Linked DNA regions of Homo sapiens: regions 2 and 3 are each linked to region 1. A link is an interaction called in ENCODE POLR2A ChIA-PET data of the cell type or tissue named here. Cell type or tissue: MCF 10A. All regions are shown on one strand.

The links. Peaks named below come from ENCODE experiments on the same cell type or tissue, not always from the same donor. Only the 100,000 strongest peaks of a DNase experiment are listed, where the experiment ranks them.
Region 2: POLR2A ChIA-PET joins it to region 1 with 14 read pairs; 2 of 35 experiments call an interaction of 5 or more read pairs at or near these places.
Region 3: POLR2A ChIA-PET joins it to region 1 with 18 read pairs; 2 of 35 experiments call an interaction of 5 or more read pairs at or near these places.

The regions. Positions count from the first base shown.
Region 1 is chr3:189,391,840-189,394,339 of GRCh38, reverse strand. No RefSeq gene overlaps it. Among named protein-coding and RNA genes, the nearest start is that of TPRG1-AS2, 150 kb to the right of the region's middle. In MCF 10A, no CTCF peak of the experiment used is centred here; DNase peaks (open chromatin) are centred at 519 and 1,159.
Region 2 is chr3:189,583,393-189,585,892 of GRCh38, reverse strand. No RefSeq gene overlaps it. Among named protein-coding and RNA genes, the nearest start is that of TP63, 47 kb to the left of the region's middle. In MCF 10A, no CTCF peak of the experiment used is centred here; a DNase peak (open chromatin) is centred at 1,072.
Region 3 is chr3:189,587,561-189,590,060 of GRCh38, reverse strand. No RefSeq gene overlaps it. Among named protein-coding and RNA genes, the nearest start is that of TP63, 43 kb to the left of the region's middle. In MCF 10A, no CTCF peak of the experiment used is centred here; DNase peaks (open chromatin) are centred at 1,440 and 1,770.

The DNA of each region.
Region 1 (2,500 bases):
AGATCAAGGGATCTGAACTACCATTTTTCCATCTCCCCTCATCTCAAATTTTTATTTCTTAAATTGGAAACAGTCATTACTCAGCTGCTACATCATAGTAAAAACTAAATAGAATTATATTTTAAGATATATTTTGTAAGCTTAAAATGCTATACAAATGTGAGAGATTAAAATTGTCATCCAAGCTTTCTTAGCCAGTTTATATACTTTGTCTTAATTATATTAAAGTTAACTTCACTGTCTTCATTTGTATTATGGGGATAAAAATATTGCATTACCAGAGTGGTTAAAAGAACAAAATGAGTGTTGCACAAGTCTTGGATGTATTAAATGTTAAATAAAAGGTGGTACTCTCGGTAGAAGTACTGGTATTATCAATATTATTCTTATCGATCCATTGCAAAGCAATTGGTGTTTGATCCTAGCCTGTCTACAGGACACAAACGCCCTGGTTGCTGAAGACTCTGCAGAATAGATTGCGCAAAGGATATGATGCAATTGCACAATGTATGTGTAGTAGTACATTGCTCATTTAAATAATAAGTGCAGCCCAGGTCATGGCCTTTGCTTTGTACTAGTACAGCATTACCCTCTGCTAATACGTAAAGCTTTATGAGGCAGCAAGGCTAATCTTTCTTAGGCTCTTAGCCTCAATGAAATGAGGGCTCAGACAGTATCCTGTGTGCATTTTAAGCCATCACTGTCAGTGAACTTAAGCTGTTACTTCTGCCCCTTCCCCTGAAGATGGGGTTGCTACAGGCAAGTAAGTATCATTACCATTTCAGGTATGAGAAATGCTTAGCCTGCCTTTGATTTTAGATCCTAGAACCTGAGAACTGAACAAAACTCTAGAGGTCATTTGGCTCAACCCATTAACTGTCCAGAAGATGAAAGTAGGCCCAGAGAAAAAGTGACTTGCCAAAGGTTAAACAGCTTTTATCAATGCAGAAACCAGGCAAGATTTCCTGACTCCCATCTAGGGCTTGCTTGCTACTTTATTCTTCACTAGTTTAATTTGGTCTCCATTGGCCAAGACCACCTCATTGCTGGCTTTCTGAGGCCAAGCACCTGGGTGGTTTCTTATCTGAGTATTGGACTGCAGCCAGGCATGTGAATGGACAGGGATGGCTGACTCAGACTTTGGAACACTTCATGCCTAAGGGGTAAGGTACAGCCTTAAAGAAGGGTGTGGGCTCTGGGCGCTTCCCCATACCTCCAAAGTTGTGTCAGCATGACTGGCTGAGTAAGGGGGAAGGAGCATGGTCTCATCCTGCAGGGCTCCAGCTAATAGATTCTGGGACGTAGAGCAACTTTGATTACTTAGCCAACTTGGGATATGTTTAACACAGGTAAACAGAGCAGTGAACTAGCAGGGAGACAGTGCAGAAAGAGTGAAAAAGCTTTCTTATTATTCATGCATTTATTCATTTTTGCAAGAGGTATTTATTACACAAATATTCCAGTCTACACAACCAAGTAATATGACCCATATTCTCAAAAATTTTATGGTGAAACATGAGAGATGGCAACTAAAGAGCCAGGCTTTGGCCAGGCGTGGTGGCTCACACCTGTAATCCTAGCACTTTGGAAGGCTGAGGCGAGTGGATCACCTGAGGTCAGGAGTTCAAGACCAGCCTGGCCAACATGGTGAAACCCCGTCTCTACCCAAAATACAAAAATTAGCCAGGTGTGGCGGCGGGCGCCTGTAATCCCAGCTTTACGGGAGGCTGAGGCAGGAGAATTGCTTGAATTCAGGAGACAGAGGTTGCAGTGAGCCGAGATTGCGCCATTGCACTCCAGCCTGGGTGACAGAGGGAGACTCTGTCTCAAAAAATAATAATAAATAAATAAATAAGCCAGATTTTATGCAGTGAGATATGTGCCGTAACAGTGGTGAACACGAGGCATTGTAGAAACTCCAAAGAAGGCTGTATTGGGTGTGTTTGTATTGTGCATGTGTGTGGTGTTCAGGAAGGCTTTCCTGGAGGTGATGTCTGAGCTGAATCTTTAAAGATGCAGAAGGGATATAATGTCAGAGGTGTGAGAAAGCATGGTTGTTCTGGAAAATGGGTAATTCAATATGGCCAGAGAATGGAATCAAAAGTAAGGATTATTACAAGACGCTTGGCATGTCACTTTTAACTGGTAAAAATGGTCCACTTCACCTTGCTACTGAGCAAACAGAAACTTAGGGGGATTAAGCCATTCTCCCAAGACTACCAGAGATATCAAGCACCAAACCAGGATTAGCTCAGATCTTCATTTTTCAAATGCCTTTTATACTATAAACTCCGAAGAAAATATTTAAAATTATCTCCAAGGCTTCCTCAACTTAGAGAAGAAGGAGTAGTTTGGAACTGAAGTCCCATTTTCTTATGGAAACCATGGCATATATGTTGGTTCAGGATCCAAGTTTGTCCTGCACAAAGCAACTCAGCCCATAATGTACCTATAATACTTTACAAAAATAATTACAGTAACTGGCTGTCAAATATAACCA
Region 2 (2,500 bases), 190 kb before region 1:
AAGGAAAGGCAATTCAAACACTTCTTAGGGGAAGCTCTCGATTTTTGTGACTTGGTTGTCGCTACTGCCTTTCTTCCCTTGATCCAGTCCTCATTCAGTATTTATAAACACTAAAATAGGAAAAAAGATTGGCTAAGTAAGAAGGAAAGAGCATTTTTTTTTCATTAGGAACACTTTAAAGAGTGTGTGTTTACATATCTGATCTAATTTGATCCTCACAACAACATCTTGTGGAAGATATTACTCTCTCTTACAGCTGAGAAAATGGAGACTAAGGATTCAGTGACTTGCCCAAAGTCACTTCACTAGCTGGAGAGAAACTAAGACTCAAAATTGCTCTGTCTTTATTTTGAAACTCAAGATTTTTGTGTTCTATGTTGTTGTTTAAGTGGATCCTTCTTGGTTTCTGCCCTTGGGAAAGTCTTAACGCTTCCTTTCAGTGTGAGTCTGGGGAAGAGGAGGTGAGATTTCACTCTAGATCAGAGAGGGCAAAGAGCAGCTAGGTCTGCCTTGTCCTTACAGGAACAGTTTCACCTGGTCTTCCCTCACCTGTGGGAACTCTTCCTTCTAGAGCTGCTCTGGAACACTAAAATGTATAGCCTTATCCCACAGGAATAACCATCTTCCTTGCTCATTGTCGCAGCCTGTGTCTGGGGTGTTAAACTCTCTTGCAAGGGAATTTTAACATTTTTTTCAACTTTGCCCTTGCTTGTCTTTAGAATGATCCACAGCTCATTGTCCGCCCCCTTATTTTTGGATTTTGCAAACACCCTAAGGCCTTTTGAGGAAGAGTCATGCTTCCTCGTGGGGTTGTCCCTGAAGTTCATTAAAGTCTGTTTCTCCTGGCACTGCAGTGATGATGTCCCCTATGCTTTTGGCTGAGACCCACAGATCTAGCCTGATCATTGAAATAAGCTGAAGCAATTCAGCAATCCCAAATATGGGAAGTCTGAGTATAGGAAAACCCATAAAACTTCTGATGCAATGGTTGCTGACAGATTTCACCTACCTTCCTTCTCTACACACCCAACTATCCACAACTCACCCTAATATGCAGTTCAGAGTCACACACGTGCTTCTGAAGGGAGAATTTGGCACCAGCTCTCCATTCCCTAGGGCATGGCTGGGGATTATGTTCAACAGATAACTCACCACTAAGGGTGCATTGTATGAAGACAACCATTTCAGGTAGGGCTGGTTTCTTCACTCAGGCTGAATTCATGACATAAGAACAGACTGCTGGCTTTTTTTTTTTTTTTTAATTATACTTTAAGTTCTAGGGTACATGTGCACAACGTGCAGGTTTGTTACATATGTATACATGTGCCATGTTTGTTTGCTGCACCCATTAACTCATCATTTACATTAGGTATATCTCCTAATGCTATCCCTCCCCTCTCCCCCCACCCCACGACAGGCCTCGGTGTGTGATGTTCCCCATCCTGTGTCCAAGTGTTCTCATTGTTTAATTCCCACCTATGAGTGAGAACATGCGGTGTTTGGTTTTCTGTCCTTGCGATAGTTTGCTCAGAATGATGGTTTCCAGCTTCATCCATGTCCCTACAAAGGACATGAATGAGCCTGAGTAGCTCAGTCAGTAGAGCTATTAGGCTTTTAGCATGAGGATCCAGGGTTCAAGACTGCTGGCTTCATGCTGGCCTTACCAGGAGCTCACTGACCTTCCTTCCTCTGTGTGATAGATAGAAATATGCCTAGGAGCTTTAGACAGCTGGTCACCATTAGCTTTTTCCTTGTTTTTGTTTTATCATGAAAAAAAAAAACGCCCTTGTAAATTAGTATTGAGACAAAAGCATAGATTTTTCCAGAGTCACCCCCTCGTTGAAAAGCTCTGATAACTGCACAGTAATAAGAAAATTTCAGGCAAAGAGCATGGCAGAACTAGCATCAAGCATGATTTTTTCCTGCCTGTCCAATATTCTCAGCTAAGTTGCAAAAACTAGAAGATTATCAGGAGTGTTGGGGCCATTGCCCTCTAACAAAAGGGGAGGTTGTGAAGTATTTTTACCTCTACGCTTCAGACAATATGGAAATGCGGATTTATTTCCTGGGTTTCTACTATTTGTCAGACCTTATGCAAGTGGTTTACACATTTGCTTTGTTTGATTGTTATGATAGCATAGTGAAGTAGATATTGTAATGACAATTTTCAGATGACGGAATTCAGCCTCCGAATACCCAAAAGTGGGTAAGTGGGAGTTGGGCTTCAAAACTTGCGCCCTCTGACCACAGAGCTTCATCATCTATTCCATGTAGAATAAGTAGCCATTGCATCTAGATTTCTAGTCCTTGCTAATCTGTTGCATTCCAGGTCCTTTGAAAGTCCTCGTAGTGAATTTATACTGAGCATGTATTTAGTGCCATCCACATATCCAGTACTTGAGAGGGTATAATAAAATTAAAAAGCAGCTGAGATCCTCTCCTTGGAAAATTTCAAAACTAACTACAGAGAAATACATGCAGCAAATTCATAAGGAGGTTT
Region 3 (2,500 bases), 200 kb before region 1:
ACTTTCCTCTCTGCTATGTTTTCCTTGAGTCGTATTTTCATTCTTATAGCTTTGCAAAATCAATAAAATATAATCATTTGAAATGCATATTTATTTTGTTATGCATTTAATTTTAACAACAATATATGAAGGCATTTAGGCATCATGGAAATGTGTTTTAGATACATATATATATATAAAAACACTAACCTGATAAATCTAGAAACATGTTTGTTGATAGACTGGCCTCAATATTGCTAATAAAAAGATCATATATAAGAGGTCTGGTCAAACTTATTGCATGCTGTTGTAAGACTTTTATGTGTTAGTGGATGCAACTGGCTTGCTAACACAGGTATCCTTGTGTTTGTTGAATGAAAACGAATGTATGAATAAATGAAAAAGTGAATGGATTTTGGATGCAGACTTTACGATAGTGTTCACCTCCAGAGAGAGTTCAATGAGCCCACCTGCGGGATTTGGAGGGCTAGGTGGGTGAGGAACCAGACATCTCAGTACCCTACTTTCTAATTTTATCAACATCTTATATAAGCCATGTGTAACATTACAGTGATACCTCAATTAACACAACCTTTGGAACAAAGGTCCCTTATAATCAAGTTGGAAGCATTGACAATAACTCATAAACTTGCAAAGCATGCTACCATGTGTCACTCTGCTCTGTGTCAGTATTCCAGTGAAGCCGCATGTCTGCACTTGGCAGATACCATTGTGCATAGCTGCCACTGGCACCCACAATCAATAGAACTGATACTATATTCCTGTTCAACTTGTTCTCTCCTCTTGGCTTTCTTTTTTCTGATCTCTTTTCAACATTAATGGCTATATCTCCTTCCACTCAAGTGTCTGATGTCCTTCTGTTCTTTAGCTTCTAATCCCCACCCTATCAAAATAAAAAGAGGTCTTGTGGATAGCTTTTCATACTGGTGACTTGCCTGATTGATTTCAGCTAATTCTGAGGTAATACATATTTATATACCAGGCAGTGCACATTATAAAACCACACCTGCCAATAGTTCTGGGAAGGGATAACACATGGTTTAGAAAGATCACTGAAAAAGAGCATTGTATGATCTATGTCATTGAAGGCTGTATTGCTGAATCACCACATGCTATTGAACTGCCAGTCCTTTTTGCTGACCTTGTTTCCACATTTACAAAATGAGAGGATCGATGATCTCTAAGGATCTTTCCAGATCTAGCTTTCTTGGATACAGAATTCATAACCGAAAACCTATGGAGAGAATTAGCTGTTTCTCTCTCAATTCCAAGATTCGGGAGAACTGAAAATGCATAGTGCCGGCTGATGTTGTTTTATCATGCTGAGTCACAGAAGAAATTTTTTTGAAAATATTTCTCTTGAAATATAAAAGGAATTATCACTAGGGTGCTTAGTAATAACCCCTTAGGGAAAAAGGCAGAGAATTACAAAACCAAGTGGCATGACACCACTACTATCTTCCCAGAATCTGGATAGAAGTTTCAAGAGTCAGGACGTGATTCACAGTGTTCTTTTTTCTTCTGCAATCATGGAATCATGTATCCAAATGCAGCCTTCATCAGCCTTTTTTCTTGAGTTTCAGTGATAAGAATATCTCTCTTGTTAACTCTGGACACATACTGAGTGTGAAAAAAAATTAGTAGCTTCAAACTACTAAAAATCCAACCAACCAACCTAACGTATCTTAAGTTGTAAAACCCAGCTTCCTCCCACTTAGTTTCTACTGCCCTTTTACCAGCCCTAGGCATTTGGAAGGTGGAAGGGGAATTCAATGTACATAATTTCCTATTACTGGATTTACATGGCTTGTAAGGCAAAACTGGGCATTTTGCCTGTAACTCTTCAGAGAGAATTTATCAGGCACAGACTCTGAGCTTAGAATTTTACTACCACAAATATAAGAAACTTAAAAAGGTAGAAAGGCATGTTTCCCTGGTGCTAAAATATTTAAAGGTATTCTCTCTTACCCTCTCCAGTTGTTCTGTCTTTACAGAGTACTGAAATCTCAGACTGATGAGGATCTTATAAGAAAGGTTATCAAATGTTCTGTCTGATGCAGTCTTCCACAGCCCCTTGAAGTAATATCTAACTTTTGCCTGAACATTGTCTTTGATAGGGAACTCATTTCCTCACAAGATGGCCAGTTCTATTTCCAAATGGCATTGATTCTAACAGAGTTCTTCTCTCTACATTAAAGTAAAATATGACTCACTACAATTTCTACCCAATGAAATGTTTAATTCTCCCTCTTGGGGCCTCATGTTAATTCCTCTTACCCTTGATATTCCTTAAAATATTTAAAGACAGCACAGTCTCTGAAATGAAGTTCCTTGAATTCTCCCAGAGAAGGAACTTGAATTACAAAATTGGCTAGAGAGGAGATGACAATTATTTGGATGTACAATTATTTCCAGGTGGTCACAACGCAGTTATTATTATTAATGCAGATGAAGTGAAAATTAGGTAGCAGGAAAAAAGTGAAAGGTTCAATTCCTCATA